Linked DNA regions of Homo sapiens: region 1 is linked to region 2. Evidence: chromatin loops called from intact Hi-C (ENCODE). Cell type or tissue: heart right ventricle. All regions are shown on one strand.

Region 1 (2,500 bases), 350 kb after region 2:
TGCAACCTTCGCCTCCTGGGTTCAAGCGATTCTCATGCCTCAGCCTCCCGAGTAGCTGGGAACACAGGTGCCCGCTACTGTGCCCGGCTGATTTTTTTATTTTTATTATAGACAGGGTTTCACCATGTTGGCCAGGCTAGTCTCAAACTCCTGACCTCAAGTGATTCGCCCACCTTGGCCTCCCAAAGTGCTGAGATACCTCATTGTATTTTATTGTGTGTGTTTATGTGTTTCTGTAATAAAAGAGTGCCCCTTAACAGAGAAGGTCTTACTCAAGAATATTGTGTTTTTCCCTGCCCCTATTATAGACTGGTATGTCTGCAATTCAACTGCTGAATATTTGATTTTTTTCTTTGTCCATGAAATGAAAACACAATACCCTTGACAAGAACAATAGTACATTACATTGTTTTGATAAAATATCATTGTTTTCTCTATATTCAAGAGTGGAAAATATATGTAATTTTTTATAAAGGGTATTATACAGTGGCACAAGCACTAAACTAAGCAACTCTGGGTTCTAGTCTCTACTTGGCCACTTTTAAACTAGTGTTAATTTAACTCTAAAGTTGTACATGCACACAACCCGCATATTCCAAGAGCTTGTTAGGTACAAGGCTTGTTACAAAGACCAGCAGTCTCCCCGCTGTCACTCCTGCCCCATCCCTTGCTCTCTGAGCTCAACTCTTAGAGCGGATTGTTCTGCTTGTTTACCTCCAGCTCTCTAAACAGGCATTGCTCTATCCTCTTCTTACTTTTTCAGTGTTAGGCATTACCTTTGACCTCTCATGATAAAGGAGAATTTATCTTTTTTTTTTTTTTTTTTTTTTTTGAGATGGAGTCTTGCTCTGTACCCCAGGCTGGAGTGCAGTGGCGCCATCTCGGCTCACTGCAAGCTCCGCCTTCCAGGTTCATGCCATTCTCCTACGTCAGCCTCCCGAGTAGCTGAGATTACAGGTGCCCGCCACCGCGCCGGCTAATTTTTTTTGTATTTTTAGTAGAGACGGGGTTTCACCGTGTTAGCCAGGACGGTCTCGATCCCCTGACCTCGTGATCTGCCCGCCTCGGCCTCCCAAAGTGCTGGGATTACAGGCGTGAGGCACCGCCCCGGCCAGGAGAATTTATCTTATGCACCCCCACCCCATGTGCATAGCCCTTTTCTTTTCATTATAATTACATTTTGAATAATTCAGCATTTACATTGTTAGGACTTTGAAAACATTATTCCCAGCTGAGTTATATAATCTATGGTTGCCTTTTCTTTCCAGCACAACTTTTTGTTTTCCCTGGTGTTAATAATTCTTTTCTTTTCTTTTTTTTTTTTTTTTTTTTTTTGGAGGAGGGCTTTGTTTGTTTGCTTAGATTTTATGTACTTTTCCCGTGTTCATCCCTAAACTCTTCCCCCGGTGTAATCTACTTGTGTCGAAAGTGTTAGGGTGCTCTGAAACAGCGTTGTCAGCCTGCAGGCAGCCATCCTCTCTGGCTGTGTTGTCTTTTCTCGAGTTAGCTGGAACTCTCTGCTGCCTCCCAGAGGGACGGTGAGACTTAGAGTCTGGCTGAACGTGAAGCCCTATTTGTTTGTGACTAAGACTGCTTGTCAGCAAGAACTGTCAAGAATGAGTCTTCTGACAGGCAGAAGCACTAATTAGCTTTTACCGTGACCAGTCATGAAGAAGCAGAGTAGGTAAGTAAAGGTGCCAGGGGTGAAATGAAGACCACATGGTATATAAGATATGTGCAAACAATAGTTAAAACAGAAAGAATTGTTTTTCTTTCTTTCTTTTTTTAAAAATACCTTTTTAAAAATAATGGAGATGGGTGGGGGGGGGGGTTGGGAGGAGGGTCTTGCTATGTTCCCCACGCTGGTCTCGAACTCCTAGCCCCAAGCGATCCTCTCACTTCAGCCTCCCAAAGTGCTGCGATTATAGGCATGAGCCACTGCACCCAGCTGAGAAGGAATCTGTGAATTGCTTCTCATTGATTGTTACAGGAAATGATGTTGGAGACATGAATGATCTAATTAATGACTCTTAGCTTTGTATATATTTTGTTTACCTCAATCATAGATTTGGTCTGGTTGTGAATCATGTCTAAGATGTTACTTTTGGGGTCGTCATTATTACATACATGGGAGAAAAACTAGAGGGCAGAAGGAGTCTCTACTATTTTCATTAATAGAACAATTTGCTACAGAACTGTTTTAAGTATTAAATACACAAAAGCTGCCATTCTAGATAGCTAGCAGTAGGAGGCCACAGAGATCATGATTCTGGTGGAATCAGATTGAGTCCTGCAGATTTCCTATTGGAATTGGAAAAGAAACCAAGGGTAAGTAGTCTAGTTGAAATGCTGTAAACCCTTCTTAAAATTCAGGATCAGATAAACTAGATTAAAAATGCCATCCTGTTTTTCATAATGCAGTAACAAATGAATCTAAAATGTGCAACACCACTTTCTTATATGCTTGTGACATTCTTAGTAAATAAAACAAGCAGAGTAG
Region 2 (2,500 bases):
TGAATGGGATATAGGCTATAGTGTCTATCCATTTCTCCCAGCACTTTGAGGAATGTTTATTCAACACTTTTTGAGTACTGAGAATTCGCAAAGCACTTTAGAGAATTCAAAAGAAAGAAGACATAGTCCCCAGTCCCTATCCTCAAGGAACTTACAATCTAGCCAAGAATATCAAAAGGCAAATAGAGCAACATAACGCAGGGCAGACTAAATGTCATAAGAAAGATAAACAAGGTAAAAAGCACCATGAGGGTTCAAAAGAGGGAAGACAGTATATCTGGCTGAGGGGACTCAGAAGAGATTTCATGGTAACAGTGGTATTTGACCTATGCACCAGCAGGAAGGCAGGATACAGAACAAAAAAAAAAGAGGGCTTTTCAAACAGAGTAAAAAGAATAGCAAAAGTATAGAGACAGAAAAACACGTCAAAAGTGTTTTAATGAACATGTACTCTAGTCAGGCAGATCTTGGCTACAATCCTGGCTCTATCACCACAGCTATGTGACCACCACACAGTTCCTTAACTATTGGTTTCTTAATCTCTAAGATGTGATACAGTATCTATCCCATAAAGCTGCTGTGAGAATTAAATTAAATTAAATAATGCATGTTAAATGGTTAAACTGTGTGATGAATAAATACACTGTTTGATTTAAAAGAACACATAGGTAGGAGGTGGAGAGGAGGTTAAAAGACAGGTGTGTCCAGATCATGGAAGGGATTAAATAACAGGATAAAGACTTTGAACTTGACTCCACACAGACAGTGGAGAAGCCACAGAAGATCTTAGGCAGAGGGGTAGCAAGGTAACATCTGAACTTGCAGCATACAGGACTGACTGAAGGAGTTGAGAATGACAGGGATTGGAGGTAAAGTGGCCTATGTTCGAAACGGCAAACAAATTTCATTCTAAAACACTGAGTCAATCACCAATCAATCTATTTTTCATTACTTAGGCCACAAAAACTAAAATTCAACCACATTCTTTGGTATAGTACATGTACCAATTTGGTACCAGTATAAAACAAACCCTGGAGCTACCGACTACCAGTAGTACCAATCTACACATCTTATATGCACTAAAAATAATGTAGAAATGTAAGGTATATAAAGACATCTCAGTGTCTTTTTGCACAATGGAATAGGCTTTTTATTTTTAGTGCCCAAGTGCAATATCTGTCTTCTACTTTGATTTTTAGGATAAATCAGACTGTGCTGATTGCATAATCCTCCACAAGATGGCACACTACTTTTGTAATTAAATCAGTTTTTCCACTCTGACACTGTATAGGATGTGTATACTACGCATTGACATAGCCTGGGCCCAAAACTTAGACAAAATTCATGTATCAAAAAGAAGAGGCAGGGGAAGGGTTAACAGGCTGGTGAAAGAAGTTACCTTAATTCTTAGTTAAGACACCGAGAGAAAAAAATTTTTTAAAAAAAGGTTTTAAGAAACAAATTTATCTTTAAGATAGAAATAAAACTCTATAATATTTAGATAGAGTCTGAATGCTTCTAAAAGTGAAGTTCAGTAAGACTTAAATTAACATGACAATTTTTGAAGACAGAAATATTTTTGAATTTTTTGAAGAGGGGAAAAATATTTTATATGCTCTTTACCTTTCCCTTCTTAAGCCATCCCCTTGAAGTATCATGACCCAGCAGATCATCAACTGAATTCACTGCCTCCCTTTTTAAATAGAACTGTATTCTTACATAAAGCTATGATTACAACACTATCTAAATCTTTTGGGTGAATTCAACATACAGTTACTTTCCTTACTAAAAGGCTGAATTGTTATGCCTATGACAATATACTTTGTATTCCTAATGAAGTCTGCATTTCAGAATTCTTTCTGTTAACAGTGTAAAAGAAAGATGCACATTACTTTCAGAAGTACAGCCATATGAATAAATTTGTAATAGCAACCAAAACCCATGTTTAGGCACTCTCTTCAAAAGTTTCTTTAAGGAACATCAAGAAAAACTATGTGGTACCACATGTAAAAAAATAAAAGCACTTTCAGGCCGGATGTGGTGGCTCACTCCAGTAATCCCAGCACTTTGGGAGGCCGAGGCAGGCGGATCACCTGAGGTCGGGAGTTCGAGACCAGCATGACCAACATGGAGAAAGCCTGGCTCTACTGAAAATACAAAATTAGCCAGGCGTGGTGGCACATGCCTGTAATCCCAGCTACTCAGGAGGCTGAGGCAGGAGAATCACTTGAACCCAGGACGTGGAGGTTGCAGTGAGCTGAGACTGTGCCATTGCACTCCAGCCTGGACAACAAGAGTGAAACTCCATCTCAAAAAATAAATAAATAAATAAAAATAATAATAAAAGCACTTTCATATAATAGCTACAGAACAGTTAAAGGTTCAAATTTCTACAGAAAGGCTCTTCCAAGTGACAAGCAACTCTCCATCAACTTCTTTTGTAGATACCAAATATTAGAGCTTTGCCTAAGTCTTCATACCTATTCTGATTGAGAAAGAA

The links. Hi-C counts contacts between places; a loop is a spot of excess contacts. Peaks named below come from ENCODE experiments on the same cell type or tissue, not always from the same donor. Only the 100,000 strongest peaks of a DNase experiment are listed, where the experiment ranks them.
Region 1: a loop joins it to region 2, with 3 times the contacts of the local background. A loop is called at or near these places in 62 of 110 quality-filtered maps.

The regions. Positions count from the first base shown.
Region 1 is chr7:131,068,434-131,070,933 of GRCh38, reverse strand. All of the region lies in intron 2 of LINC-PINT (long intergenic non-protein coding RNA, p53 induced transcript), which reads left to right. Among named protein-coding and RNA genes, the nearest start is that of LINC-PINT, 40 kb to the left of the region's middle. RefSeq lists a cis regulatory region at 881 and an enhancer at 809-953. In heart right ventricle, CTCF peaks have their summits at 1,527 and 2,269; a DNase peak (open chromatin) is centred at 1,503; H3K27ac peaks cover 2,103 bases.
Region 2 is chr7:131,423,161-131,425,660 of GRCh38, reverse strand. All of the region lies in intron 8 of MKLN1 (muskelin 1), which reads right to left. Among named protein-coding and RNA genes, the nearest start is that of MKLN1, 97 kb to the right of the region's middle. In heart right ventricle, CTCF peaks have their summits at 1,026 and 1,225 (motif pointing right); no DNase peak of the experiment used is centred here; H3K27ac peaks cover 44 bases.